Linked DNA regions of Homo sapiens: region 2 is linked to region 1. Evidence: read pairs that join two places in POLR2A ChIA-PET (ENCODE). Cell type or tissue: Panc1. All regions are shown on one strand. Each heading gives the region's core, and the rest is flanking DNA. Links, peaks and the distances in the headings are about the cores only.

Evidence for each region. ChIA-PET counts read pairs that join two places held together with the same protein. Peaks named below come from ENCODE experiments on the same cell type or tissue, not always from the same donor. Only the 100,000 strongest peaks of a DNase experiment are listed, where the experiment ranks them.
Region 2: POLR2A ChIA-PET joins it to region 1 with 7 read pairs; 2 of 35 experiments call an interaction of 5 or more read pairs at or near these places.

What each region holds. Positions count from the first base shown.
Region 1 is chr5:140,027,735-140,042,443 of GRCh38, reverse strand. It overlaps NRG2 (neuregulin 2), which reads left to right. Exons shown (of 10, transcript NM_004883.3): 1 at 1-74. Among named protein-coding and RNA genes, the nearest start is that of NRG2, 8.2 kb to the left of the region's middle. RefSeq lists an enhancer at 1,053-1,242. In Panc1, for the core only: no CTCF peak of the experiment used is centred there; no DNase peak of the experiment used is centred there; H3K27ac peaks cover 642 bases.
Region 2 is chr5:140,407,594-140,424,114 of GRCh38, reverse strand. All of the region lies in intron 1 of ANKHD1-EIF4EBP3 (ANKHD1-EIF4EBP3 readthrough), which reads right to left. All of the region lies in intron 1 of ANKHD1 (ankyrin repeat and KH domain containing 1), which reads right to left. Among named protein-coding and RNA genes, the nearest start is that of ANKHD1-EIF4EBP3, 14 kb to the right of the region's middle. In Panc1, for the core only: no CTCF peak of the experiment used is centred there; no DNase peak of the experiment used is centred there.

The DNA of each region.
Region 1 (14,709 bases), core at 6,430-8,929:
GGCCTTTGCCCCCCTCGATACCAACGGCAAAAATCTCAAGAAAGAGGTGGGCAAGATCCTGTGCACTGACTGCGGTGAGTCGCCCCCTCCCTTTGCTGGAGAAAGGGGGGAGGGGCGAGGTGGTGGAGAATGGGGGTGGGGCGGGGAGGTGCTGCAGGTGCCCGGGCCTGGCAGCGTCCGGGCGCTGGGGGGGTGGGGCCGCCCCTGGGCAGGGCGCCTGGCACGGGTGGGTGAGGGGGTTGGGGTTGGAGAGAAGAAGGATCAGGCTCAAAGTGTGCCAGGGGTGGGGGGCGGAGGGAGGCGCTGGCCTGTGCCAGCGGGGATCTGCGGCTGATGTATGGCATGTGGGGCTGGAAAGCTGCCATCATAGCCCAGTAGCGGAAGGAAAAACGGAGAGGTCCTGGCGGTGCTGGCCTGAGGCTCAGTGAGTCAGGAGTGACCCTCGGAGGCCTTGCCTGCCCTGCTGCCGCGGGCCTGCCGTGCCCAGGCTGGCAGGGTCTGCGGGAGCAGCTGGGCAGACTCCCAGGCTGTGAAGGCCTCCGCTTACAAGTTCTCCTAGGGAATGGTCGCCCCCGCCCCCTCCTTCCTCTCCTGGGCTCGTTGCTCTGCTCATCCACACCGCTGGCGCAGGCAGAGTTGGACTTTTTCTGCTACTGTTTTCCGTCCTCCATGTGGCTCCAGTTTTTTTCTTCATCGTGATTGCCTGTCTTTGCTAAGCAGGTAGCACATCCTTCTCTTAAGACTAGCAAGCAGACACCTTTTTTTTTTTTTTTTTTTAGCTGTTTCTGGGGGAATTACAAGGTCTGTTGATTGTGATGATGATGAAAGAGAGTAACTTCTGCTGAATGCTTTAAGTTCAGCTCTAACGTCTTACTCGCCGGATGTATTTGACTGCATCTCTCATCTTCATGATGTTGGATGCTGCACAGGAATGCAGGTGATTAGAAACAAAACACTGAAATCTGTAGATCTCTGCAGCTGGGAATGGAAGTCTCCCATGTCAAAAGTCAAAGAAATGTCAGTCTAAGAGCTTTTTCTTCTTGTCCCTGAATCCAGTACTTACTTCTTAGTAAGATATTTCAAATCAAATTGTCCCACACTGGAGTATTTGGTGTAAGCCTGTCTCGTGCTTATTCAAATTGAGGTTTCGTTTTGTCCCAACTAAAGCTGAATTTGTTGGCATGCGGTATGACTTGCTGGACTGTGTAATCGCTGAATTATGATAGATGTCCTGTACTCTCATAGAAGTTGGTATGTTTACCAGTTTTACCAACTGATTCTGGGTAGTGTAGACAGGCTTTGTTTGAGTAGCAAAATATGTGTAACAGCTTATAGTAAGTTTTGCTGCCTTCATCTTTCTAGATCGATACCTATGATTTTTGGAAGCTTTCCTCCCCCACCCCCTTCAGGAGGCAAATTTTAGGAGTTTAGTGATGGGAGTATATCTAGACACTAACTATGTTAAACTGTGATCACTTTAATGAGAAGAATCTTGGCAATGTCTTAATAAGGAGGGGAAAACTTTGGGGGATAACAGCAGTTTATCGCTCTGACATTATCCTTAGGAATATTGTTGACTGCTTTTTATTATTGGTTTTATGTTCTGAAATGTTTTATAAAGACAAGTAGAGACCAGCTAAGAATTTCTAATTTTTTATTCTATTAAGTATTTTGATACTTGGGGAGTATTAAAATACTCTGAGATGCCTTGGGGAGCTGTGAAACAGTATTGTACAGTGGAAAATAGATAGTAAAAATATTTATTGAATCTTGTCCAAGGACAGCTTCTGTTTGGTTGTTGGTGAGTTGCTCCTGCATTTGCACAGTGTACATCTCCACATAATCCCTAGTCTGGGCCGCTGAGGACTTGATGGTCTTTGTCAGATAACCCCATAGAGTAACTGGCTTCTCTGCTCCCTTGTCTCCCTCCTCCTACTTTCTCCTTCCCCCAACACAATACACCTTATCAATTACACATTGTTTGTTCTAGTGGGTATTCAGTAGCTTAACAGTTGAATGCAGAAATCATGAAAGATTTGAGGGGCAGAAATATGGTCTGTTTCTAGGTTATGATCATCTCATATTATCAAAATAGCATGTGTAGTATAGTTCTTAAAAAGATACATTTAGAACTGCAATCACTGGTAAAGGAAGGGCCCTCACATATCACAAATTATCAAGGATCAGGAATGTGTATGGCAGTAAACATTTTAGAATGCAAAAAAAAATTGCTTTGAATTGATATTCAAAGGGAAGTATATAAATAGGTACCATTTTGGGGAGCCTTATATAAGGGGATTAGAAATTAAAGGACATATTTGTGAGACTTGTGGAATTGGTGATAATATAACAGAAGAGCATAAACTGCATTTTCTTGTTTTCTACTATGTGGTTAAAGAAAACATGTACTGGTAATGCTATATTAAATAAGGAAACAAAATCATCCTAACTAACCACAACACTGTCCTTGTGCTTAGCAGGAAATAACTAACAAATTCATTTTCTGTTTTCTATTCTAAAGAAAGCCCTCTGGGCCACAGGGTCATTGGGAACATTTTCTCCTTGGAGCAGATTTGCCCATTGCAAAATAGGGAAACTGGCACTTGGAAACTGTCGTCATGGCCGTTACATTGAGCAACTGAGGTTGCATTGTTGCTTTGTTTAGCTAGTTTCAGGTCTGAGTGTGTGTAGGTTCTGAGAGGTGTGGTTCTCTGGGAAGTCACCTAGAAAGCCCGTGGGTTTTTTTTTGGAGGGGGGCAAAATATGGAGGGATAATATTGTGTTTAAAAATTGGCCTCAGGAGCATCAATGCAGGAGGTCACACTGGACCTCTTCTTATCAGTCCTCATAAATGGCTCGTTTCCACCATGAAATGTTGACTTGAAGTCTGTGATCTAAGGTGGGGAAAGGTAGACAGGGGTCTTTCTGGAAGAGCAAGACCTGCCAGAGTGATATTTTTACATATCTAATGTGTATCATTTATCCAGAAAGAGTACATCTGGTGATAGAGTTGAGTAAAATCTTTGCATTTCTTAGAAGATTGCATTGTATGGAGGGAGGTGTTTTCTGTGCCTTCTGTGGAAAGGCGAGGAAAAAGAGTTAGAAAGGCCTTGCAGGGATTAGCAATTCTGTACAATGTTATAAAAACATCATGTTCTGCAAATAGTCCTGCATTTTAAAAGATGGTTGCATATATTTTGGTATAATTACACCCTATCTTGTTGTTTTCTTATATTCATGTTTTTAAGCAGTTTCCTTATTGAATAGATGCAGTAAATAGCATAAAAAATGAAGATCATTTCTTTCTTTGGGATTTCCTGATTAGCAGTTTTCCAGTGTATAGTGTACTTTGTTGCTACAAGGAAAGGTGTATTCCTAAGGATTTTTACATTCTTTAGGATAGTTTTAAATTAATGTGGCACCCAGATTCACATATTAGAGAAAGGTGGTTCACAAAATTCAGTATAGCAAAAGCGACTACATATTTTTTAAATGCTGTTTATTTAAAGAATCTTTTCTTCCCCAGCCAGCTGGAAACCCAGCTGTGCTGCAGCTTGAAGATGGGAAAGTGAAACTAGATTAGAAACTGACCAGTCCTAGTGATGAGGACAAGGCATGGTTGTAGATTTAACGATTGAATTACCACCCTAATGTCATTATTTCTTGTAGTGGCTGCTTTCCTCGGCAGACTGCATTCTTGGGGTAGGAACAATAGCTTATCTTTGAGGTCTTCTTTCTCCTAGTTCTCCTGCCCTGCCGCGTTTCGTACTTTGCCTGGTTTATAGAAGGACTCTCCATCAGTGTCATTTGAATGGATAAAGTCAAGTGAAGTTAAAGAAAGCCTCCAGATTAAAACTAAAACAATCTTAACTCTCTGACCTGTGACATCAAGTCCTGTGCTGAAAAGCTGAGTTTGATGATAGCCTTTACCTGTCGCTATGGGAACCTTTCTTCCGAAAGAATCATTATCAACTAGAGTACTTAACCACAATGTGCTTAATCATTGTGCTGATTAGTGTTAATGGGATTTGAGCACTGGAGAATAAAGATCTTGCTGGAAAAGACCCTCTTATTTTTTTTTCTTTTGGAAGGTAGATTACTACTTGCCCACCCCCAAATTTAAACAAAAATAAAACAACCGTCGGTTTGAATTAACAAACAGTTTGAGAGCTAGGGATGGTGGTATATTAACAATCTAGGTGACTAACTTCCTCTCGGCCCCTAATCAAAGCAAGTGTGCTTCCCCTTTACTATCCTGTTTTATCTAGGGCATTTTAATTTTATTTCCTAATATCAATTAGTTTTTTCTTTATAAAATTATATTTATATTTTTGGAGCTGTAGCACATTTATATGGCTCAAAATTCAGAAAATACATAAAAATATATGATGAAAAGTTTCCTTCTTAATCCCTGTTCTCAGCTACCCCGCTTTAAGGCTCTGTGGTAAAATATTCAGGAATAATTTATTCTTGAAGTGTGTGTTTCTCTAAAAACACAATGTTTTTCAAAGCAGTCTTTTTTTTTTTTTTTTTTTTGAGATGGAGTCTTGCTCTGTCGCCCAGGCTAGAGTGCAGTGGCACATTCTCAGCTCACTGCAACCTCCGTCTCCCTGGTTCAAGCAATTCTCCTGCCTCAGCCTCCTGAGTAGCTGGGATTACAGGCACCCGCCACCGCGCCCGATTAATTTTTGTATTTTTAGTAGAGACGGGTTTTCACCATCTTGGCCTGGCTGGCCTCGAACTCCTGACCTCGTGATCCACCCGCCTTGGCCCCCCAAAGTGCTTGGATTACAGGCGTGAGCCACCGCGCCCGGCCCAAAGTAGTCTTAAATTTTCTTTCAACAGAGGGAGAATGTTAATTTTGCCATTAAGCCAATTTTGTGGTAAATTCTTCCCAGGTAATACATATTTTCTTAACCTGGCCCAAGATCTTATCTACCTAGTTCCAGTGATCTCTGAGTCCTCTATCTCAAGTATCTATTAAAGGATCCTCTTTTCTCCTCAATACCTTACCTCACAAATATAATTCTGGACTCAGGAATGAAAATACCAACTTATTTTTCAGATACTTTGCCGTTAAGTTTTCCCTGACAATACATTGTATAAGTCTTAACTGGGATGCTCAAAGGAGAGATCCAAAGGTTTATCACTGAGATTTAGGGCTGCATCTCAACCCATACAGCAATTCTTATTGTTTCACACGCTTGGTGATCTCACAGTAGAGTCCATGTGGGAGATCACATGATTTCACAGACAAAAAGAGAAAACTCCACAGTGCATGATTGCTTTGATTTTCATTCAGAAGACAGAGACCGCAGTTGTCAATGAAGAGTTTGATTTTGACCATATTCATGCACAGCTGGTACAATCCCAGGGAATTTAGCTACCTGAATACTGTTCTGAAGTACGTTTAAAGTAACTGATTGGAACATAGTGTTAAAATTTCAGAGGATCAGGGAATTGCCATTTGGATACATAGGAAAAAAGTAAATATGCAAATATCAAAGCAGCAGAAGTCTTAACCCTCTAAGCGCTGTTTGCTTAGTGGCATTTGGCAATTTTGAAAATTTGTGAAAGGAATGGTGATATCAGTATCATTGAAGTTTCCCCAGTGCAGTTTTCAACAACTTGTTCTTAGATCTTTCTTTGCAAGATCTGAAGTGCTGTTAGTATAATTTGCACTAAAAGTAAAAGAAATTTCCCCCAAATTTTGTGTTTGGATGGATGGGTGTATATGGTGTGGGGATTTCTGTCTTACTTGTTGCTAGCAAATTAACCCTCTCCTCCCACTTACTTTTTCGAATTTGTACATAGAAATAAGTCCAGTTTATGAATTTCAAGAGATGATACAGGCAACTCTTTAGGAAACTAGGGAAAGTAGATGAATTAATCGGTAGAAGTGCTAAATTATGACAAGTTTGAACAATGACTTTTATATTTAATTAAAGTAGACTTCTTTAAAAACAGTAATACACGCAGATGAATCTTGCTGAACTAGAGCTCCATGTCAGGTTGTAAGAACTGAAGCACACATAGAGGACGATTAAAAGGTATTAGGATGACATGAAAGGACATTCTGTACCCAGGCAAAGAGCTAGGAAGCTTTTGCCAGTCTGGGGTCAAAAGACAAATTTGCACTTATGGAGTGTGATTAATTGCTGCTAATCAGCTATAATGTTTTTGATAATTATGAAATGAAGTTAAATTAAGGAGCCTTCCTTCTCTGGCTAGTTGGGAGAGTGTGGCATATGAGCTCCATTCTACAGTAACATTCCCTTCCCACTTTGTATATGCAGGAAGATCCAAATGGCCTCTCCAGGGACCTTCTCTGGGACAGAGGCCTGACACTTCCGGAGCCTGTCAGCTCTGCTCTATGCCTCTGTTCAGGACCTGATTGTGCTGCTAGCCTCCTGAGTGTGGGGCAGGACTGGTGGTTAACATTTCATTTACCCTTGCAGATGTTTCTAGAGCAGCAGAGGCACAGGTACTGTAGAAAGTTTCTGTATTCTGCAAGCAACGCAGACCTCCAAGATGTGATGATCAGATTACTTTTTTTTTTCTCTCCCCAGAAACAGAATCCACAGTGGTTCTGTTTATCATTCACAGTTTCCTGCCCTGTGCTGAGGACACTGGCTCCCTTACACCTTCTTTCCCTGATCTGTTATATAAAGACTGAGGATCTGTCTTTGTCCTTTATGCTGGGATGTTTTACTTGGTCTTGATCTTGATATTGATCCAACTAACAGAAGCCAAGCTGAATTGACATTCCTCAGAATTGAATGAGAGGAAGGTCACAAAATGGCTAAACATCTGGTCCAGCCCATGCAAAAGTCAGGACATCATGAATTCTATTGTGACAGTGATGCAATTTGGTATCCCAAAAGTTTTATTACAAAAATAACTTTCTTTTAATTCAATCTTTTCAATGTTTGCTTCAACAAATATTTAAATATATATTCTGTGTAAAGAACAAGTTACTTTAGAGGAGCTGCATCAGATACAGTCACCATCATTGATGAGCTTACAATCATATAACAGTAATTTAACTTAGAATATGATAAACACTGTAAAATATGCCAACATAGTGCTTTTGGGAGGAGGAGAAGAGTCAAAAAGGAAAGAAAGATAATATCTGGTTAGAAGATTAAAGAAAGTTTCTTGGAGAAGTAGTTTGAGAAGGGTTTCCAATAATCAGAGATAGTTGAGGTGAGAGTAGTTTGGGGATAGAGATGAATCAATTGATTATTTCATGCAGCAAGAGCAGCATTCTCAGTAGCAGAGGGGGGATGTTTATGGAATAATAAAAAACAAAAAACAAAATGAAAGGGGAATGAAAATGAGGAGCCTGGAGAGGTAGATTAGGGTGATATTGTCTTCCTTTCTTTGCAGAGATAGGGTTTCGTCATGTTGCTCAGGCTGGTCTTGAACTCCTGAGCTCAAGTGATCTTCCCACTTTGACCTCCCAAAGTCCTGGGATTACAGGTGTGAGCCACTGCGTCCAGCCTAGGGTGATATTTTAATCAGTCTTGAATGCTAGACTGATTAATTATTCTTAATTATGTAAGTAGTATTTGAAGGCTTAGGTTAAAAGTAACTCAGTAACATTTTGTAGTTCAGTGAATGGGTCTTGCACATATTTCGTTAAATTTAGCTGGAAGTTTCGTGGTTTTTTTTGCTATGGTATTCTATTCATGTTATTATAAATGGTATTATTCATTTAATTTCATTTTTCAGTTACTCATTGTAGTGTGTAGAAATATCATTGTTTTGTTTTGTTTCATATATTGACTTTGTATGTTGTGACCTGAATACATTCACTTATTTGTTCTATTAACTTTCTTTTTGTATATTAATCGGGATTTTCTATGTACATAATTGTGTGGTCAATGAAAAAAAGACATTTATATTTTCCTTTCTAATCTGTTTCTCATTTGTTTCTTTTTCTTGCCTTATTACACTGGCTAGGACTGCCAAAGTGCAATGTTGAATAGAAGTGGTAAGAGCAGACATTCTTTTTCTATTCATGCAGAAAAACATTCAGACTTTCATGATTAAGTATGATTTTAGCTAAAAGTTTTTCATAGCTGCCCTTCCTTCAGAAAAAAAAAAAAAGTCGACCCAAAACTGTGTAATGACTAAGAGCTTGAGCTCTGGATGGACCCGGGTTTAGAAACCATCTTTTGTGGCCGGGCATGGTGGCTCACGCCTGTAATCCCAGCACTTGGGCAGGCCAAGGCAGGTGGATCATGAGGTCAGGAGATCGAGACCATCCTGGCTAACATGGTTAAATCCTATCTGTATTAAAAATACAAAAAATTAGCTGGGTGTGGTGTGCCACAGGCCTGTAGTCCCAGCTACTGGGGAGGCTGAGGCAGGAGAATCACTTGAACTTGGGAGGCAGAGGTTGCAGTGAGCCAAGATCGCGCCACTGCACTGCAGCCTGGGTGATAGAGCGAGACTCCATGTCAAAAAAAAAAAAAAGGAAACCGTCTTTTGCATTTTCCAGCTGGGTGATATTGGGCAAGTTACTTTCTGCATCTTAGTTTCCTGTAAAATGAAGATAGTGATGGCACTTTATAGAATTGCTATGAGTATTAAATGTAATAATGCATGTAAAATAATTAACATATCACTTGATTGAAAAATGTTAATTATTAACCAATGTGAGCAGGAAGACTAGGTAAATGAAAATATTAAGTTCCAGAAGCAGACCAGGGGGAGGCAAGAGGAAACAGTTTTATGAACAACTATGTTTTTCACCCAGATATTCCCATTTGTTTCAACTTGAGAGTTATTGGGCTGGATCTGGTGGAGGTGGTGGTGAGAAGAGAATGGGTTATGTGTGTGGTCACATTGTGGAGACACCCTTGTGAGTCCCAGGATATGAATGCTCATTCTGTGGAGATCCCAAGTAGCCCACAGATCTTGATGTGCTCATGGGTACGTGCTGGTCAATTTTTCGAGAAGACTGAAGATAGATACTGTTTTTCTCTGTTTCACAAATGGGAGGACTAAGACCCATACTCACAGTGTCTCTTTCAAACTCCCATCATACTGGTGGGGTGAACCAAGTTCTGGAGTCCTGCCAGGATTGCTCTTTGACTTCGGTAGGTCTTATCTTACATTTTTACTGTTGTCAGGAGAAGTTGCTGAAAGTCCCTGGAAAATGGCTGAAAGCTTCCTTATTTTCAGATAGGGTCCTTGACTCATCCTGCTTTGATTTGGGGGTTTCCAGGGTTGGGAGTGGGTTCACACTGAATCATTCATCCTTTTCTTGTTTCTGTAGTGAGTTGTAATATATCTGGTGGCTTCCCAAGGTCAGAGGAATAGAGATGTGATCATGTAACAGGTGACATTTTTTGAGTTTGTGTGATTTTATTTTTATTTTAAATAATTAATTGATATGTGAAACCTGATGAAAGTATGAAACTTACTCTTTAAGTGTTTGTAGGACAAAGACTGCTAATTATTTTACATGCATGATCTCATTTAATACCCATACAATTATATTAAGTGCTATCACTATCTTCGTTTTACAGAAAATGAAAACACAGAAAGTAATATATTTGGGGGTTCTTCCTTTAAATATTTGTTGTTTATTATTACCCCTCAGGTCCTTGGCTGGCCATCAATCCCCTGACCTCAAGAAGTAGTGTTTATTTTTTCTTATTCTTAAAGTCCTAGTATTTGTGGCCTATATTATGTATATAACACTTATCATTTAATGCCACACATTGCTAATTATCTTTTGATGGGCCAGTATCTTATCTCGTTTACCTGGTGGTAAGATCTTTAGGGGCAGTAATTTAAAATATGGTGAAGTTAATATTTGATTGCTGGTATTGCCAAGTAAAAAGGGAGCAGTGGGAGCATTTGCTTTCTCTACTGCCCACTTTTTTCCTAGACACATTTCAAGATTCATCAAATGACAGCCCAGGCTAAGGGACAACCATGGAAAGTACCTTTGGACATTTTGATGAGGGCGGAATTTTGCTTCTTGGTCATGTTTCAGTTCTATTTTTTTTTTCTCTCAATAGTCCATAGTTTCTTTATTTTCTTGCAAGTAATTGTCCTCTTTTATTGAGTTTTAGAATGATTTCTAGGTACTTTTCCTCATGTATGTCAATATTTTGGCTTGTGTTCTTTTTCTGTGTTTTGGTTAGTTGGCATTCTGCAAAATTTACCAGTTTCACTTGCCACCTGAGCTTTTTGGATATTCCTTATTCTGGTCTCTCACTGGAATGCCTAGCTACACTCTTAATCTGGCCTGTTCATGCTTCAGGCTGAATACCTTCAGAGGTAAGAGGTATGACCAGGTTCCTTTTCTGTAGTAAGCTGAGATCACGAATTAGGAGTAGCACCTTTTTGCCTAGTAGACAATTTGGGGGCTTCTGGAGGCCAGTGCTGGTCCTTTGATCACTGGTTTTTGTTTTGAAAGGGGGTGGTGGGAGCTCAATCCTTTCTCCTAATGTTTCTCCTTTGGCATGTTCATTCTTACACCATTCCCTTGAAATGAGGCATTTTCTGCCATGTCTGCTTGGCTGAAGTATTGGGTAGGGTGTGGGCTTCTCCTCCAGCTCCAAGTTCCCAAGGACTGTTAGACACCACCTTTCAGAAGGCTCTGGCACTCAGCATCCTTAAGTCTGAGTCCCTTCCACTGGTGCCTTTGGCCATAGGTATGATCTTAATACAGCACCTTGCCGCACTTGCTTAGACCAGCAATAGATTTCTTAAGCACTGCCCCACTGATGCCTCTTTTCTGGAGTTACTTTGTATGGCTTTAGAGAGGAGGGTTTATTTACCAGTCAGGATCGAACAGGTAGTGATTAAGCAGATGATCTGTCATGTCTGAATCCCTGTCTCTGGATGAGAGAAAACAGCAAGGCTGCATCCAGGGCAACTTTTCTAGCATTGTTATTGGTTGATTTGATTTTAGGGGAAAAATAGTGAAAATAAAAATTTTTTTAAAAGAAAGAAAGGAGTCTCAGACCATTACAGGATCCGGTTGTTACAGGCTGAATCCAAGGCCCATAAGTGAAGAGTTTCTTTTAAAGGACTCTGGGACTTCCAAAGACAGCCTGTCAGACTGCTTACTGTTGGTTGGTTTCTTTTTCACAGTCTGTTTGTATGGGTTTTACTTCTGACCCTCTCTTACCTGAGGCTTCACCTCTCCCACTTCATCCCACCTGGCTTCCTTCCTTTCTGCTTAGGCCTGCTGATAGAATTGCTCTTCTCTGAATGTAACATCCGTTCTTCAGCCCCCATTGTCAAGAATCAGGAAAATTTCCAGAAATTTTTGGTATAAAATTCCCAACTCTTCCTTAGACCTCAGGTCTGACAGGCCTAATGGGGAGGTAGGCATAATCCTGGGATAGGATGAGGGTGGGACCAAATCCAGTAAATCTGGCTGAGTTTCCCTTAGGTTGGATTCTTTTGGACATAACATGGAGTTTTTTTTTCCAGAAGTCATCTTCCATAATTCTAGGTCTCATTTTCAAAAGGAATCCTTTCTCCAAAAAGGCTAGTAACATTCACTGGTCTCTTAGTAACATATACATTAAGTTGTCTTGGCCAAGTACTGACAGAGATTCCTTTCAGATGGCACCTCCAGAGCTCAGCCCAGGTGATTCAGGCCAATGCTAAGAAAATCCCACCATGTAGAGCCAAGTAGTATTACCATCTGGGCAGAGCCAGACACCACCACCTCTGAGAGAAAGGAGAAAGGTCTTTCTGCTGGAAAGAATCTAATTTGTAAGTTGAAGGGAGGCACATGGGTGGCTCCCAGATTGGAAGTGAGCTTTCCGTATTTGTTTCTTACTGTGTAAATTATCTGAGTAGGTTTCCACTGTGTATGGTTTACACTCAGTCAACTGAAAGGGCAAGCGGGAGCTGGAGCTGAGACTGGTTCCCTTGGAAGTGCTGTTTTCACCTCTGCCAGGCTTGCCCCTGCTTCACCTATGCCCACAGACAATGTGGGCTTTGCGCTTCTCCTGTGTGGTGTTACAGCCTCAGGGCCTCTGGTGAATGGTCTGCCTTACATCCAGAGCTTGTCGTACAGAGGTAAAAAAGTTAAAGGCATTGGTTTTGATTAGTTCTGTAAAGGGATCACCTAAAACTAGTGCATCCTAGGGAGCTCTGTCTAAAAGAAAACATTGAGTTGGTAAAGAGTCCCAGTGGGTTTGATGGGCTTCCTTGGGTCAAGGTCATGAACCATATATATTTTTATAAGTATAAGAGTTTACTTTTCTCATGTCTGAAGTTAAATAACAGCCTAATCCTTCCAGAGTAGGAGTGAGTGTTGTCATTGTAAGAGGGAGAAAAGGGCGATCAATAGTGCTGCTCTGTCCACATGACTCAGGGAGTAATCCAATGACATAACTCTCCATTCTAGGGTTCAAAGATTACTTTCTGTGGAGGAGTTTGCTACTAGCAATGTGGCTTTGGGAGGGGAGCCTTATGGTTGGCTTGCAGTTGACCCAGTCAGCCTTAAAATTTGAAGCTGGTTTGTGGATCCTGCCATGGGTTCCTCCAGGAATGCTGTCATAGTGTTTGGTTTTCTGACACACCTCTTTCCCCTCTCCCTTCTTTCTCAGGTCATTCAATCACCATGTCTTCTTTTGACCACTTTGTAGAGGGTACAGTCCCTTAGGGGTTGTCCTTGGTTCTCCTCTCAATTTATGAAATCTGATTTGAAGATTTCATCTGTTCATAGCAGAATGGTTACAGCTGCACGCTGGAGCTTTTTTTTTTTTTTTTGAGACAGAGTCTTGCTCTGTCACCCAGGCTGGAGTGCAGTGGTACGATCTCAGCTCACTGCAACCTCCGCCTTCCAGATTCAAGCAATTCTCCTGCCTCAGCCTGGAGCTGACTTTTAAAGGCGAGTCCTTACTCTGTGACTTACTAGCTGGATAACCTGGGGAAAATTAATGAACCTCTTTGTGCCTCAGGTTTCCCAACTATATTATGGGGCTCACAGTAATACCTACCTTATAGCATTGTGATGAACATTTGGTGAGTTACTCCACATGAAGTGCTTAGAGAACAGTGCCTTCTTATAGAAAACATTCAATGCAGGCTAGCTGCAATTACTGTCATGTCTGTCATTAGTGGAAAGAGAATGGCTTTTGATTCGGATGGGTATGTGACTCTGTTCCTGACTGTGTTTCTTACTCGCTGTGTGAACTTGGGAAAAGTCCCTTAATTTTTTTGAGTCCCAGTTTCTACCTGCCTATGGCAGTTATCGATTGTGGTATGGCAAAACACCCCAAAATGGAATAGCTTAACACAGCAACAGTTATTTGTTATAATCTCTCACAGTCCTGGGAATTGAGGGGCTCAGCTAGGAGGTTTAGTATCTTTCATGTATTTTAGTCAGATGGTGGCTGAACAGTCAGACACTAGTTGCGACAAGGTCATTTCAAAGTTTCTTCTCTGACATGTCAAGCATATAATTCTGGCTGGAATTTCATCTGGGAGTGTAGCCGGGTCTGAGGACCAAGGACCTTGCCTGGGTTTCCTCACAGTACCATGGCTAGGCCCAGGAATAAGCATCCCAAGAGAGGGCCAGATAAAAGCTCTATTGTCTCTTAGGGTCTAGCTTCAGAAGTCACATAGCATCACATCCACCACACTCTGCTTGTTAGAAGAGAGTTACTAAGACCTGACCAGATTCAAGGGGAGGAGAATTACACACCACCTTTTGGTGGAAGGACGGTCAAAGAATTTGTGGACATTACAGTTTGACCTCTGGCACAAATTATTTATATTCCTCACACATGAAAAATATACTCATCTCCACCCAAAACCTCCCCCTGGCCCCCTGGCCAATGTGTCATCTATTATGGCATCAGGCTCAGGTTCAGGAGCCAGGGTCTCATCGTCTCAATCAGGTCTATGTGTAGTTGAGACTCCTCAATGCAGTTCCGTGGGTATAGCAACTCGAGTACTGCTCCTCTTGATCTGAAGACTGTGAACTCAAGAGACAAGTTATCTGTCCTCCACACCAAATACAACACTGGGATAGATTTGGGATAACTACTACAGATGCCTGTTTTAAAAAATTGGTAACACTTACATTTTAAAATGACTATTTTTATTTTTTTCTTCAGATTTTGAAATAATTTCAGACTTATTATAATACAAGAAAGTTGCAAAAATAGTACAGAGTTCCTAAATACTCTTTGCCTAGCTTCCTCAAATGACACAACACGTAAAATGATTAAAACCAGGACATTAATAGTACGGATGCAATACTATTAGCTAATCTATAGACCTTATTGAAATTTTGCCAGTTGTCTTACTAATGGCCTTTTCCTGGTCCAGGACCCAATCTAGAATCCTACATCACATTTAGTTGTCATGTCTCTTTAATTTTCTATCTACAGTAGATGATTCCATTTAGAAAGGAGGGCAACATTAGTCGCTAGTCCCTAGCAGTTTTGAAATCCAGCCTGGCATGTGAGTAGGGCTCAGTCCTATTGCCTGGGAATGATTCTTCACTGTTTGTTGTTCTACCCTGTGGCTCCTGGTTCTGTCCTCTGAATTACTCTTTTTTTCCCATAACATGTAGCCTGTGTTTGCAGCTAAGCAGTTTTCTCAGCCTGCTTCCTACTTGTAGATGTCCCTTTTCATCCAAGCTGGTGATGTTCCTGCTAGTATAGTAGTCCCCCCAATCCATGCGGGATATGTTCCACCCCCAGTGGATGTGCG
Region 2 (16,521 bases), core at 8,167-10,666, 380 kb before region 1:
AGTATGGCTAGAATATAAAAAGCAAATAGAGCATAAGGATATAGTTGGAAAGATAGACAACGCCAAATCCTAAATAACTATGTCTGCCATACCAAGGAATTTGGATCCTTTATCTACGAAATGGGAAGGATTTTGGCCAAAAGAGTGACAGAATGACAAGACAGCATGGGAGAGAGAGCTAATGGAAGAGGGGGCCAAATGTGCTTTACAATAAAGCGACTCAGGATAGTTAACCAGCTCCTGTGAGAAGTCCTAATGACTCAGTTACCTCTTATTAGGCCCAACCTCCTAACACTGTTGAACTAGGAACCAAGTTTCTAACACATGAACTTTGGGGGACACATTCATCATAGTGGAGTGCAAGGGGAAAGTATGAGTTCAGTTTTAGAATTAATGAGCCTGAGATGTTTATGCAATATACATACAGTAGGTATTAATAGTTGGAAGGTCTCTTAAATGAAACATAATAGAAGTGAAAGGGAAGCCACATGGATATCTAAGAGAATGTACCTGACAGAGGGAACCAGAAGTGCCAAAGGCCCTGAAGCATCACAGGCTTGGCGAGTTTACAGAACATAATAAGGAGCAGTTGTGGTTTTGCTCAAAAATAAGCACAAGACAATCTTATGCTGATGGACTATGCATCCTTCCATTTTAAATTACTGCCCCTTTAAACCTGCCACTTAGAGCCCATCAATCTCCTGAAGCAAGACACTCAAATATCAATCTTTAGAGTGATCATCCAACTAACACAGGGCAATGATCCACACATTGAATTTGGTATCTTGGACTGTCACAGAACCATGAGAAAATTAAATGAGGTGATGCAATTAAAGTGCACAATGCCTAGAACACTCAAATACAATTTATTAATATCTAAAAAGAGTTTAGAATGACAAATATAATTTGAATAAATAGGCTGGGCATGGTGGCTCATGCCTGTAATCCCAGCAGTTTGGAAGGCCAAGGCAGGACGATCACTTAAGGCCAGAACTTCCAAACTACCCTAGGTATTGAGACCTCACCTCCACCAAAAAATATTTTAAAATTAGCTGAGTGTGGAGTGTGGCTGCGGATGCCTGTAGTCCCAGCTGCAGGGGTGGGGTGTGGAAGGGGAGGTTTGAGGTGGGAGGATTGCTTGAACCCAGGAGGTAGAGTTTGCAGTGAGCCATGATCGCACCACTGCACTCCAGCCTGGGCGAAAGAGCAAGACCCTGTCTCAAAAAATAAACAATAATTTACCTTCTTTTTTCATTACCAGGAATATTAATATTCCTGAAAAGACTGATGTCTTTTTTCCCCCCCAAGACAGAGTCTTGCTCCGTCACCCAGGCTGGAGTGCAATGGTGCAATCTTGGCTCACTGCAACCTCCACCTCCCAGGTTCAAGCGATTCTCCAGCCTCAGCCTCCTGAGTATCTGGGATTACAGGTGCGTACCACTACACCCTGCTAAATTTTTTGTATTTTTAGTAGAGACGGGGTTTCACCATGTTGATCAGGCTGGTCTCGAACTCCTGACCTCACGATCCGCCCAGAACATAAAGTGCCTCAGCCCCCCAAAGTGCTGGAAGACTGATGTCTTTAAGGACAGGGAACATATTTTTTCATCTTTGTAGTCCAAAGTCTAGCACAAAGCTTAACAAATAGTAGGCTCTAAATAAATAATTGTGAATAAATAAATCCACTCTAGGCCAGGTGTGGTGGCTGATGCCTGTAATCCCAGCACCTTGGGACACAGAGGCAGGCAGATCACCTGAGGTCAGGAGTTTGAGACCAGCCTGCCCAACATGGTGAAACCCCATCTCTCCTAAGAAATACAAAAAATTAGCCGGGCGTGGTGGTGGGCGCCTGTAATCCCAGCTACTCGGGAGGGTGCGGTAGGAGAATTGCTTGTACCCAGGAGGCGGAGGTTGAAATGAGCCAAGATCATGCCACTGCACTCCAGCCTGGGCGACAAGAGTGAAACTCCGTCTCAATCAATCAATCCACTCTAAAATACCAATCAGAATTCTTAAACTACCAAGGACTCTAACCTTTAAAGGACATAATTCTGTTATGCAAAATGTGAGTTCATGAAGAAGTCCTACCCCAAATTAACCAAGATTTTCTTCTGTAGAGAATGAGTGAATAATTTCAACAGATCAGCAACAAGGAGATATATACAATAGTACTCGTGATACTATATCATCATATAATTCTAAATTCTGTTGAGGGGTTGGTAATAGGTCAAATCCATGATTTTAAGTATAGCCTCAAATAATGGTCTCTTCAAACTAAAAGAAAATAAACTTTTCATTGCTAACCTATCAGTCAAGTCCCAAGTAAGACAGGTACCAAAATATAGTACAGACTCTTATTGTTCACTGAGCTGAAATAATTAGTAACCTAACAAAACTAGAAGCATTAGAGCAAGTGATAAGACTGTGACAATACTGGCTTGGAAGTCAAACTGTATGTTACTTAAACATTGAATTTACACCTCCTTAAGCAGGTGTTACGAGATGCAAAAACTCGGCCGGGCACGGTGGCTCAAGCCTGTAATCCCAACACTCTGGGAGGCCAAGGTGGGTGGATCACTTGAGGTCAGGAGTTTGAGAGCAATCTGGCTAACATGGTGAAACCTCGTCTCTACTAAAAATACAAAAATTAGCTGGGTGTGGTGGCCGGCCCCTGTAATCCCAGCTACTCAGGAGGCAAAGGCAGGATAATCGCTTGAACCCAGGAGGCAGAGGTTGCAGTGAGCCGAGATCACGCCACTGCACGCCAGCCTGGGCGACAAGAGCGAAACTGTCTCAAAAAAAAAAAAAAAAAAAAAAAGTAAAAACTCTAATTACCATGTTTTATAGTTTATTCCAATTATCCATTTGTTTGTTGCCCTGGAAAAAGAAATTCTGTCCATATTCTTCTTGGAGACTAGTCCACTCAGAAGACAACTACCCAAACCAACCATCTCCTTCCTCTTCGGTCTTACCTCTTCTAAAACATATACTCAGGCTTTGTGAGAGAGGGGATGCACAGGGTAAACGGGTTAAAAAAAGGAAAACAAACATTGATACTACAACTTGTTCTCCTAGCAGTCTGGCAAATTTAAATTACATGGTTTAAATTACATGAATTTCTCCCCACCTACAGCATATAGAAAGGTACAGAAATTTCAAGAGCTAGAATGTTATGGAAGTGGGAAGGAGGGGGTTGAATCATTTGTCTATTACCACAAATTCTGCATCATATTAAACACCTCCTACTATACCTCTCCTAAAGACCACATCAAGAGAACAAGAATATAACCAATAACCAATAACCCAGAATAACCAAAACAACAATGAAAAATAACAAAGTCAGAAGACTTACACTTTCTCATTTCAAAACTTACTGCAAAAAGCTACAGTAATCAAGACAGTGTGGAACTGGCATAGGGAGACATATAGATCAATGAATAGAACAGACAGTCCAGAAATAAACCCTCACACGTAGTCAACTGATTTTTGAAAAGGGTGCAAAGACAATTCAAGGGGGATAGAAATAGTCTTTTCAACAAATTATGCTGAAAAAACTGGGTATGCACATTCAAAAGAATCAAGTTAGACCTCTACCTCACGCCTTATATATAAAAATTAACTCAAATTGGATCAGAGACCTAAATGTAAGAGCTAAAACTATGCAAGTCTCAGAAGAAAACAGGCATAAATCATAAATCTTTGTCATCTTGGATTACGCAATGGTTTCTTAGACATGACAACAAGAGCACAAGCAAAAAGATAAATATATAAATTGGGCGTCATCAAAATTTTTAAACTTCAAGTGACACAAGAAAGTGAAGACAAGACTGGGTATGGTGGCTCATGCATATAATCCCAGCACTTTGAGAGGCCAAGGCGGGAGGACTGCCTGAGGCCAGGAGTTTGAGACCAGCCTGGGCAAAATGGTGAGACCTTGTCTGTACAAACAGTAAAATTAGCTGGGCATGGTGGTGTGCACCTGTAGTCCAGCTACTTGGGAGGCTGAGGGGAGAATTGTTTGAGCCTGAGAGGCTGAGGCTGCAGTGAGCCATGATGGAGCAACTACATTCCAGCCTGGGCAACAGAGGGAGGGAGACTGTGTGGAGAGGGGAGGGGAGGAGGAGCGGAGGGGAGGAGAGGGGAGGGGAGGGGAGGGGAGGGGAGGGGAGGGGAGGGGAGGGGAGGGGAGGGGAGGGGGAAGGAAGGACAGACGGAAGGAAGGAAGGAAGGACAGAAGAAGAAAGAAAGAAAAGAAAGAAAAAAAGAAAGAGAAAGAAAAAGAAAGAAAGAAAGAAAGAAAGAAAGAAAGAAAGAAAGAAAGAAAGAAAGAAAGAAAGAAAAAGAAAGGAAAGAGAAGAGAAAAGAAAAGAAAGAGAGAGAGAAAGAAAGAAAAGACAGGCAGGAGAATCACTTGAGCTTAGGAGTTCAAGACCTCAAGACCAGTCTGGGCAATATACTGATACTCCATATCTACAAAAAAATTAAAAATCAGCCAGGCACAGTGGTACATGCTGATAGTCCCAACTATTCCAGAAGCTGAGGTTGGAGGATCACTTGAACCCAGAAGTTTGAGGCTTCAGTGAGCTATGATTGGGCAACTACATTCCAGCCTGGGTGACAGAGTGAGACCATCTCAAAAACAAAAAAAAAAAAAAAAAAAGAAAGAAAGAAAATGAAGACAACTCACAGAATGGGAGAAAATATTTGCAAATCATGGATCTGTTAAGGAACTAGCATCCAGAATTTTTTTCCTAAAACAAATTTAAAAAAGAAAAGAAAAAACAAACACATAGCTATAAAAAAAACCCAATCAACAGGAAAAATATTTGAATAGATATTTCTTCAAAGATATACATATGACCAATAAGCACATGAAAAGATGCTCAACATCATTAATCATTAGGGAAATGCAAATCAAAACCACAATTAGATACCACCTCACACTCACTAGAATGGCTGTAATAAAAAAAAAAAAGAGAGAAAAGAAAGAAAAATAACAAATGTTAGTGAAGATGAGAAGAATGGAACTCTTGTACATTGCTGGTAGGAATGTTAAATAGTACAGCTGCAGAGAATTGGCAGTAGGACAGGTATGATGGCTCATGCCTATAACTCCAGCACTTTGGGAGGCCAAGGCAAGTGGATCACTAGAGGCCAGGAGTTCGAGACCAGCCTGGGCAACATGGTGAAACCCTATCTCTACTAAAAATACAAAAATTAGCCAGGAGTGTTGGCACATGCCTGTAATCCCAGCTACTCGCGAGGCTGAGGCACGAGAATCACTTGAGCCCAAGAACTGGAGGCTGCAATGAGATATGACTGCCCCACTGCACTGCAGCCTGGGTGACAGAGCAAGACTCGGACTCAAAAGCAAAACAAAAAGTATTGATACCTGCTACAATATTGTAGAAATCTTTAAAACAATATGTTAAGTGAAAGAAATCAGGCACAAATAACCACATATTATATGATTCTGTTTATACGAAATGCCCAGATTAGGCAAATACATACAGACAGAAAGTGGATTAGTGATTATGAGGGGCTGGGGGAAGGTGAGAATGGGAAAAGACTGCTAAGGAGTACACGGCTTCTTTTGGGAGTGATAAAAGTGTTTTAGAATAGTTAGTTGATGGTCATACAACTTTGTGAATATATTAAAAACCAATGGGCCAGGCGTAGTGGCTCACACCAGTAATCCCAACACTTTGGGAGGCCAAGGCAGGAGGACTGCTTGAGCTCAGGAATTTGAGAACAGCCTGGGCAACATGACAAAACCCTGACTCTACAAAAAATACAAAAAACAAATTAGCCACTGTAGTGGTGCACATCTGTAGTCCCAGCTACTGAGGAGGCTGAAGTGGATCACCTGAGCCTGGGGAGGTTGAGGCTGCAGTGAACCGTGACTGTGCCACTCTTAACTCCAGGTTAGGTGACAGTGAGATCCTATCTCAAAAAAAAAAAAAAAAAAAAGAAGGCTGGACCCGGTGGCTCACGCCTGTAATCCCAGCACTTTGGGAGGCCGAGGAGGGCAGATCGCCTGAGGTCGGGAGTTTGAGACTGGCCTGGACAACATGGTGAAACCCCATCTCTACTAAAAATACAAAAAAACTAGCCGGGCGTGGTGGCAGGCACCTGTAATCCCAGCTACTCGGGGGGCTGAAGCAGGAGAATTGCTTGAACCCAGGAGGCGGAGGTTGCAGTGAGCCAAGACTGTGCCACTCCACTCCAGCCTGAGCGACGACAGAGCGAGACTCTGTCTCAAAAAAAAAAAAAAAAAAAAAGACTATATGGGAAAAGTTCCTTGTACTATTCTTACAACTTTCCAGTAAGTTTGAAATTATATCACAATAAAAAGTAACTGGGTTGGGTGCAGTGGCGCATGCCTGTAATCCCAGCACTCTGGGAGGCCGACGCAGGCAGACTGCTTGAGCTCAGGAGGTTCAGGACCACCAGCCTGGGCAACATGGCAAAGCCCATCTCTACAAAAAATACAAAAATTAGCCAGACATGGTGGCATGCACCTATAGTCCCAGCTATACTTAGGAGGCCGAGGTGGGAGGATGGCTTGAGCTCTGGAGGTGGAGGTTGCAGTAAGCCAAGATCGTGCCACTACACTCAAGCCTGAGTGACAGAGACACTGTCTTTAATTAATTATTAATTAAATTAAAAATTTTAAATTAAAAAATTTTTTAATTAAAAAAATGTTTAATTAAATAAATAAATACATAAATAATAACCAAAAAAAAAGAGAATGTATCCACTACTGTCCCTTTTGGGATTTGCTCCTTTGTCATAATGATAACTACAGGTTCATTTATCTAAGTTTAATACCATATTGAGATAATTTTTCCAAGACTGAGCTCATATCTAATCATATAAAGGATAAAGAATATTCTTTCTAGCATTTAATCAATATACGACATATCCTGATCACTCACAAATTAGTCAATATGAGGATAAATCAGGAAAAAATAAGGATTATATTTCAAAAACATATACTCAAAGTAAACATCCCATGTTATTTTGGGTTCAATGGCTTCAGGGAGAACATCAGTTGACTGAGTCTGGCAGCCTCTCCATCATAGATGCTTTTTAATATTTTGTCCAGATCAAGTCCTTTGATTTGCTAATAATTATTATAATAAAACAATTACATAAAATTTGTATTAAAAGTTTTTCTCATCCAAAACAATCTATAGATTCAATACAATCCCTATTGAATCTCAATGGCACTTTTTGCAGAAATTAAAAAAAAAAAAACCCATCCTAAAATTAATATGGGATCTCAAAAGACCCAGAATAGTCAAAATAATCTTAAAAAAGAAGAACAGGTTAGGCATGGTGCCTCACACTTGTAATCCCAGCATTTTAGGAGGCCAAGGTGGGAGGATCACTTGAGGCCAGGAGTTTGAGACCAGCCTGGACAACATAGTAAGACCTCATCTCTATAAAAAATTAAAATTAAAAAAAAGAACAAATTTGAAAGACTAATGCTTCCTAATTTCAACTTACTATAAAGCTACAGTAATCAAAAGAGGATGGTGGCAAAGAGACAGACATATAGACCAATGGAATAGATCAGAGAGTCAAGAAAGTAAACCCACTTATATATGGTCAATTGATTTTTGACAAGGATGCCAAGGCCATTCAATGGGAAAATAATGGTCTTTAACAAATGGTGCTAAAAAACTGGATATCCACAAGCAAAAGCATGAAATTGGACCTTACCTTATACCATATACAAAAATTAACTTGGCGATTCCTCAAGGATCTAGAACTAGAAATACCATTTGACCCAGCCATCCCATTACTGGGTATATACCCAAAGGATTATAAATCATGCTGCTATAAAGACACACGCACACGTACGTTTACTGCGGCACTATTCACAATAGCAAAGACTTGGAACCAACCCAAACATCCATCAATGATAGACTGGATTAAGAAAATGTACCACATGCACACCATGGAATGCTATGCAGCCATAAGAAAGGATGAGTTTGTATCCTTTGTAGGGACATGGATGAAGCTGGAAACCATCATTCTGAGCAAACTATTGCAAGGACAGAAAACCAGACACTGCACGTTCTCACTCATAGGTGGGAATTGAACAATGAGAACACTTGGACACAGGGTGGGGAACATCACACACCGGGGCCTGTCGTGGGGTCAGGGGAGGGGGAAGGGATAGCATTAGGAAATATACCTAATGTACATGACAAGTTAATGGGTACAGCACACCAACATGGCACATGTGTACATATGTAACAAACCTGCAGGTTGTGCACATGTACCCTAGAACTTAAAGTATAATAAAATAAATAAATAAATAAATAAAAATAAATTTTAAAAAATTAACTCAAAATGTATCAAAGGCGGCTGGGTGCGGTGGCTGAGGCCTGTAATCCCAGCACTTTGGGAGGCAGAGGCAGGCAGATCACTTGAGGTCAGGAGTTCAAGACCAGCCTGGCCAACATGGCAAACCCCCTATCTACTAAAAATACAAAAATTAGCTGGGCGTGGTGGCGTGCACCTGTAATCCCAGCTACTTGGGAGGCTGAGGCAGGAGAATCGCCTGAACCCAGAAGGTGGAGGTTACAGTGAGCCGAGATCGCACCATTGTACTCCAGCCTGGGCGACAGAGCAAGACTCCATCTCAAAAAAAAAAAAAAAAAGAGGTATCAAAGGCGTAAATTTAAAAGCTTAGACTATAAAACTCTTTTTTTTTTTCTTAAGACGAAGTCTCGCTCTGTCACCCAGGCTGGAGTGCAGTGGCAAGATCTCAGCTCACTGCAACCTCCGCCTCCCAGGTTCAGCAATTCTCCTGACTCAGCCTCCTGAGTAGCTGGGATTACAGGCAGGCACCACCATGCCCGGCTAATTTTTGTATTTTTTAGTAGAGATGGGATTTCACCATGTTGGTCAGGCTGGTCTCAAACTCCTGACCTTGTGATCGGCCCGCCTCGGCCCCCCAAAGCGCTGGGATTATAGGTGTGAACCACCACGCCTGAAAATCTTCATGACACTGGAGATGGCAATAATTTCATGACATCATAAGCATACGACAAAATAAAAAAACAGATAAATTAGGTTCATCAAAATTAGAAACTTTTTGTTCATGAAAGGACACTACAGCAACAGAATGAAATGACAAGCTACAGAATGAAGGCAAATATTTGTTAATTATGTATCTGATAAGGGATTAATATCCAGAATATATAAAGAATTCCTACAACTAAACAATAAAAAACAAACAACACAATTTTTTTTTTTTTTTGAGACAGGGTCTCACTCTTGTCACCCAGGCTGGAGTGCAGTGACAGTGGCAGTCACAGCTTATTGCAGCCTCGACCACACAGGCCCAAGCAATCCTCCCACCTCAGCCTCTTGAGTAGCTGGGACTACAGGCATGTGCCACCATGCCTGGCTAATTTTTTTTTACTTTTTGTAGAGACAGGGTTCCCTATATTGCCCAGGCTGGTTCTGAACTCCTGGGCTCAGATGATCTTTCTGCCTCAGCCTCCCAAAGTGCTGGGATTACAGGCGTGAGCCACTGTGCCTAATCGGCAATACAATTTCTTTTTAAATGTACAATGGATTTGAATAGACATTTCACCAAAGATACAGAAATGGCCAATAAGCATATGAAAAGATGCTTAACACTACTAATCATTAGGGAAATAACAAATCAAAACCCCAATGAAATACCACTTCATACCCATTAGAATTGCTATTATCAAAAAACAAACATAAATAACTGTTGGCTAGAATATGGAGAAATTAGAACCCTTCCTTGTGCTTTGCTGTTAGGAATGTCAAATGATATAGCTGATATAGAACACAGTATTGCAGTTCCTCAAAAAATTAAAAATAGAATTACCATATGATCCAGCAATTCCATTTCTGGGTATATACCTAAAATAATTGAATGCAGGCCTCAAAGAGATATTTGCATATCTATGTTCATAACAGCATTATTCATAATAGCCCAATGGTGGAAGCAATCCAAGTGTCCATCAACAGATGAACAGATAGACCGGGCACAGTGGCTCACACCTGTAATCCCAGCACTTTAGGAGGTCGAGGCGAGTGGATCACATGAGGTCAGGAGTTTGAGACAAGCCTGGCCTACATAGCAAAACCCCATCTCCACTAAAAATACAAAAATTAGCCAGGCATGGTGGCACACTCCTGTAGTCTCAGCTACTCGGGAGGCTGAAGCAGGAGAATCACTTGAACCCAGGAGGTGGAGGTTGCAGTGAGCTGAGATCGTGCCACTGCACTCCAGCCTGGGTGACAGAGCAAGACTCCATCTCCAAAAAAAAACAAAACAAACAAAAAAACCCAAATGAACAGATAAATAAAATATAGGGAGTGTGCATGTGTGTACATATATACACACACACATACATATACACACACAATTGAATTTAACTTTAAAAGAATAAAATTTTGACACAAGCAACAACTGGATTAACCCTGAAGACATTATGCTAAGAGAACAAAGCCAGTCACAGAAGGACAAATACTGCATGATTCCAATTATATAAGTAGTAAAATTCATAGAGAGAAAACGTAGAATGGTAGTTGCTAGGGGTTGGGGGAAGGGAGAATGGGAGAATTATTGTTTAACAAGTACAGAATTTCAGTTTGGAAGATGAGAAAGTTCTGGAGATGGTTGATGGTGAAGGTTGCACAACAATGTAAATACACTTAATGCCACTGAACTGTACATTTAACATACATGTACAGTGGTTAAAGTATAAATGTGATTAAAATGGTAAAGTTTATGTTATATATACATATTCTACCACAATTTTAAAACAAAAACAAAAAAATGGTTAAAATGATAGATTTTATGTTATGAATATTTTACCAAAATCTAAAAAACAAACTCGTTCTCAATCTAATTGTCCTCATTGTAAATTTTTAAACACATCAAACTTACCTTGGCAACTTAATAAACTGTTTTCTTGTTTAACTCTTTGGTTCTTAGTTGGTTCTTAGGGGTAACCTCTAGGGATATACTTGCCTTTCTCTTTTCAAAATTGCATACTAATACAGATGAATCAATCACTAGCATACAGTGGGATATCTACATTTTTTAAAAAAACATCCTTTCTACTACTGAAAACAGTATCTATTCAGTAAGTGGAAAACTTTGTGAGAACAGAAGTCTATGTAGCAGAGGAAGAGCAAAATGTGCTCTTCCACAAATAGTTGCTAAATTTCAGTCCAACAAATTTTTTTATATACAACCTTACTTTCTTCCTGGTTTAGGTAAACTTGGCAGGAAGAAAGGTAAACTAGTCAATCATCATAAGTCAATTGATCTTTACTCACAGGAACCATGCACTGTCTGTAACTATCAATAGAAAAGCAGATTACAATTTTTACAAAATAATTGGAATATAACAATATTGTAAAACAAATATTTCCCATATTGGCAAAGCTGCAAAGTTGGGCATATGCCTTTCTATTTCAATGGTTTTAATTATTTCTTAATCCTTTTTAAATGAATAATGAAAGACCTGAACTTTCCAATTAAGTTCATTACAAAATTTCTTTAGAATAGTGCTCCCCCTATACTCTAGTGGTACACTCTCTTATGCTGATCTACATGACAGTAATTTCATTAAAAAATATAAAACTTTTCCGGCCAGGCGTGGTAGCTCATGCCTGTAATCTTGGCCCTCTGGGAGGCCACTGCAGGAGGATCCCTTGAGCTCAGGAGTTTGAGACCAGCCTGGACAACATAATGAGACCTTGTAACTACAAAAAAAATAGCCGGGCACGGTGGCTCACGCCTGTAATCGCAGCACTTTGGGAGGTGGGCAGATCACAAGGTCAGGAGTTTGAGACCAGCGTGGTCAACATGGTGAAACCCCATCTCTACTAAAAATACAACAAATTAGCGGGGCATGGTGGCACGCACCTGTAATCCTAGCTACTTGGGAGGCTAAGGCAGGAGAATTGCCTGAACCCAGGAGGCGGAGGTTGCAGTGAGCTGAGATCCGCCACTGCACTCCAGCCTGGGCAACTAAGACTGTGTGTCGGAAAAAATTAATTAATTAAATTTAATTTAAAAATTAGCAGGGTACGGTGGTGTGCGCCTGTGGTCCCAGACACTTGGGAGGCTGAAAGGGGAGGATCGCTTGAGCCCAGAAGGTCAAGGCTGCCTGAGCCGTGATTGCGCCATACGATCGTGAGCCACTGCACTCCTGCACCACCGCACTCCAGCTTGGGTGACATAACGGGACCCTGTCTCAAAAAAAAAAAAATTTAAAAAAAGGCCAGGCACAGTGGCTCAAGCCTATAATCCCAGCACTTTGGGAGGCTGAGGTGGGCAGATAGTCTGAGGTCAGGAGTTCGAGACCAGCCTGGCCAACATGGTGAAACCCCATCTCTACTAAAAATACAAAAAAAAATTAGCTGGGTATGGTGGTGGCCGCCTATAATCCCAGCTACTCAGGAGGCTGAGGCAGGAGAATTGCTTGAACTCGGGAGGCAGAGGTTGCAGTGAGCCAAGATTGCACCATTACACTCCAGCCTGGGCAACAGAGTGAGACTCCGTTCTCAAACAAACCAAAAAAAAAACAGCCAAAAAAAAAAAAAAACTTTTCCAACAAGATCAACTATGGATTATAAACTATAATAGTTTGAAAGAGGCATTTATAAGCAACTAATTAAACTCATTAATATAATGCATCAAAAGAAAGTTAGGAGAATCTGGAAGGTAGGATAACTAGAATGGGAATCAGATGGCCTATTTTTCAGTCTTGACTGCTACATATTAACTGTGTGATCTGGGCAAGTCATTTAGCTCAACAGTTCCCAGACTTCTGAGGCTTTTATCCAGGGTCCCAAATGAAGTTTCCAGTTGATATTCTGTTAAGTACAGATAGTTTTAAAAATTCATTTTGTAAAAGTAGGAAGAGTATTTGTCAAAATAGAAAAAAGTGGGAAAAAATAGCTTCATTAGAAATTCACTACATCCTGCTTATTTTCTCCATTTTACTTTACATCTGTGAAAACTTCAATAGGAACTAAACAATGATTTATTTAAAAAACAGCATTTGGTAACCAAAAACTACATATTTCTTAATTTGAAGCAAAATAACAGTATGGGCTCTAAATTCAGTATCACATTCAAATCCCACCTTTACCAGTCACTAGCCATATAACATTTTAACCATTTTTTTGTTTTTTAGATTCATTACTCTAAAAACTCTCTGAGCCTACACTTATTCATCTATAAAAATGTAGATAATACCTACCTCAAAGGGGTGATGAAACGATTAAATAAAATAACGAAAGTATCTAGTACGGTACTGGTATATAATAAGCATTCAATAAATGGTAGCAGTTACCTAAAAATGAGATGAGATAGGATTATCACCAAGATTCTATGACTCTATAGACAAGCAATAGGAGAGGGAAATGTGATCAATAAGGTCTGTGAAGACAGATACATTGAAACAGTTCCTTTATAGTGGGTTTAAAAAAAGAATTGATTTTATTTATTACAACTTTAGTTCTGAGAAAGTAAATTTGGCCAAAAAAAAAAATTTGGTAAACTTGTCATTTATTTTGTTTACTTGCCAATTCAAGGCTAAAACTGTTTAAAACTGTTTTGCTTTTCTTTAAAGTAACATATTTTATTTATATTAGTGATCACTGAATCAGAAGGCCAGAACTGATTTTGAATTCATCTAGTCAATCAGCACTCTACTAACAAATAGACTCAGAAAGGAATGTGCTTAAACTCACCTCCATCCTTCATTCATAACATAATTTATCACTTTAATTTTTTAAAAAAGTCTAAATCCTTCTCAAATTTACCATTTAAAAATTTCACATAAATAGCATCTTACCATCTGTGTAACAGTAGGGAAAATACACATAGTTGTATTTTCATAAAGAAATTCTGAAAGGCTATATAATACTTTTATTAAAAGTATAAAGAGCAAGATATGTGGGAGCAGGGTGAGATTGAGACTTCACTGTATCTGCCCTTATATTACTTTGACTTATGAACTATATGAATGTAATTATCTATTGAAAATATACTAATAACAACAAAAACCTCTCATACTTAAAGTTTCCCAAAAAGTTTTCCTCCACCCATACTAATCAACTCTGCATCAACCCCACCATTCACATAAATATACTTATCAATGCATCATTTTATATGTAAAGTCTTAAGGCTTTACATCATGAAGCTTGTGAAAGGTTGATATTTGTGCAACATACAAAAAATTGTGGCTGGGCGCGGTGGCTCACACCTGTAATCCCAGCACTTTGGGAGGCTGAGGCGGGTGGATCACAAGGTCAGGAGACCGAGACCATCCTGGGTAACACAGTGAAACACCGTCTCTACTAAAAATACAAAAAATTAGCCGAGCGTGGTGGCACGGGCCTGTAGTCCCAGCTACTCAGGAGGCTGAGGCAGGAGAATCACTTGAACCCAGGAGGTGGAGGCTGCAGTGAGCCGAGATCCTGCCACTGCACTCCAGCCTGGGTGACAGAGCAAGGCTCCTCTGACTCAAAAAAAAAAAAAAAAAATTGTTACAGTAATAACATATAATTCTTTTTATTCAATAAGCATTTCCAAAGTCTCCAAAATTAGCCCACTAGAATACAAAGTTATATTTCCTATGTTATCACTACAAATGATAATTTATGGAATAAAGCATTTCTACTTTGAACAAACTGGAAGTCCCCATAAAAGTTTTTTAAAAATTCATTTTCATGGACAACTGAACTTTTTGAAAAATAATATATTTTAAGTGAAAGTTCCCCAAAATGATACATTTACCATAGAAAATTTACAGCAGTGCATGCTAGTTTTATATTAAACCTTTCAGTACCTTCTATTTCTCCCTTGTTCAGGTTATAAGCATAAGTCCTGAAATGCTATTAAAAGCAGTGACTCACCTTGTTTACCTTAAGTTTGAATACAGAGTATAACAAAACTACCATTCCTGACAAGAGTGGCCTCTAGACCGGTAGCTCTCAACCAGGAGTGATTTTGTCCCTAGGAGACATTTGGCAACGTCTGAACAATTTTTGGCTATCATAATCGGGTTCTACTGGCATCTAGTGGGTAGAGGCCAGGGATGCTTCTAATGCACAGGAGAGCCCCTCACAACAAAGAATTCTCTGTCCCAAAATGTCTATATGTTGCTCTTGAGAAACTGCTCTAGATTATAGATCATACTAGCCAAGTATTGTGGTGCACACCTATAGTCCCCTGTAGTCCTGACTACTTGGGAGGCTGAAGCAGAAGGATTGCTTGAGCCCAGGAGTGGGAGACCACATAGAGTTATGACCATGCCACCGCACTGTGTAGCCAGGGCAACAGCCAGCCTGGGCAAAAAAGCGAGACCCCCATCTCTCAAAACACATAACGGTAAAAAAAATTTAATTAAAAATTAAAAAACAGATTATATATAGATCATAAACAATCTTAAAGGATATGACCCAACTCCTTACCTACTGGAGAAAATCAGGATGGGATTTCTGTATGACTTTTGCTTTTGATGTTAAAAGTAATTTTCAGGGAAAAAGGAATCCCTACAAAGCTTGTGCTATATTTTCAGAGCTAAATACAATTTCTGCGTGCTTTTATATAATTGTAAATACAGCACCTGCTTCAAGAAAAAAACCTCAGTGTGATATAAAGCTACACTTTTAAATTTGATATGCCTTTAAAGTATGTGTATATGAACATATATACATATATACATAGAAAGATAGGCCTAGAAAATTTACTGAATGAAAAATTTTAATATTGGTTACCTTGAAGGGTAGAATTTGAAGAATTAATGGGGGTGGGAAGAAGCACTTTTACTTTTCCCCTTATACCTACTATCTATATTGTTGAGTTTTTCAACAAGTAACTATTTTGTAATAATTTTATTATTTTCTAATTTTTTGAGATGGAGTCTTGCTCTGTTACCCAGACTGGAGTGCACTGGTATGATCTTGGCTGACTGCAGCCTCCGTCTCCCGGGTTCAAGAGATTCTCCTGCCTCAGCCTCCCAAGTGGCTAGGATTACAGGCGCCTGCCACCATACCCAGCTAATTTTTGTATTTTTAGTAGAGACAGGCTTTCACCATGTTGGCCAGGCTGGTCTCAAACTCCTGACCTCAGATGATCCATCCGCTTTGGCCTCCCAAAGTGGTGGGATTACAGGCGTGAGCCACCGCGCCCGGCCACTTTTGTAATAATTTTAAAAGAGGGCCGTCACACACACACATACACACACAAACACACATATACACACACATTCATTCTTACGACAAAAATTGAAAACCATGTCTCACACAATCTTTTCTTTAGAAACTGTATTTTTATTTCGATTTGCTAAAAAAATTAAAAGACCACAATTCTAAAATTAAAATTTAAAAATTGGTTTTTCGGTCAGGCACAGTGGCTTACAACTTGTAATCTCTGCATTTTTGGAGGCCCAGGCAGAAGGATCCCTTGAGGCCAGGAGTTCAAGACTAGCCTGGGCA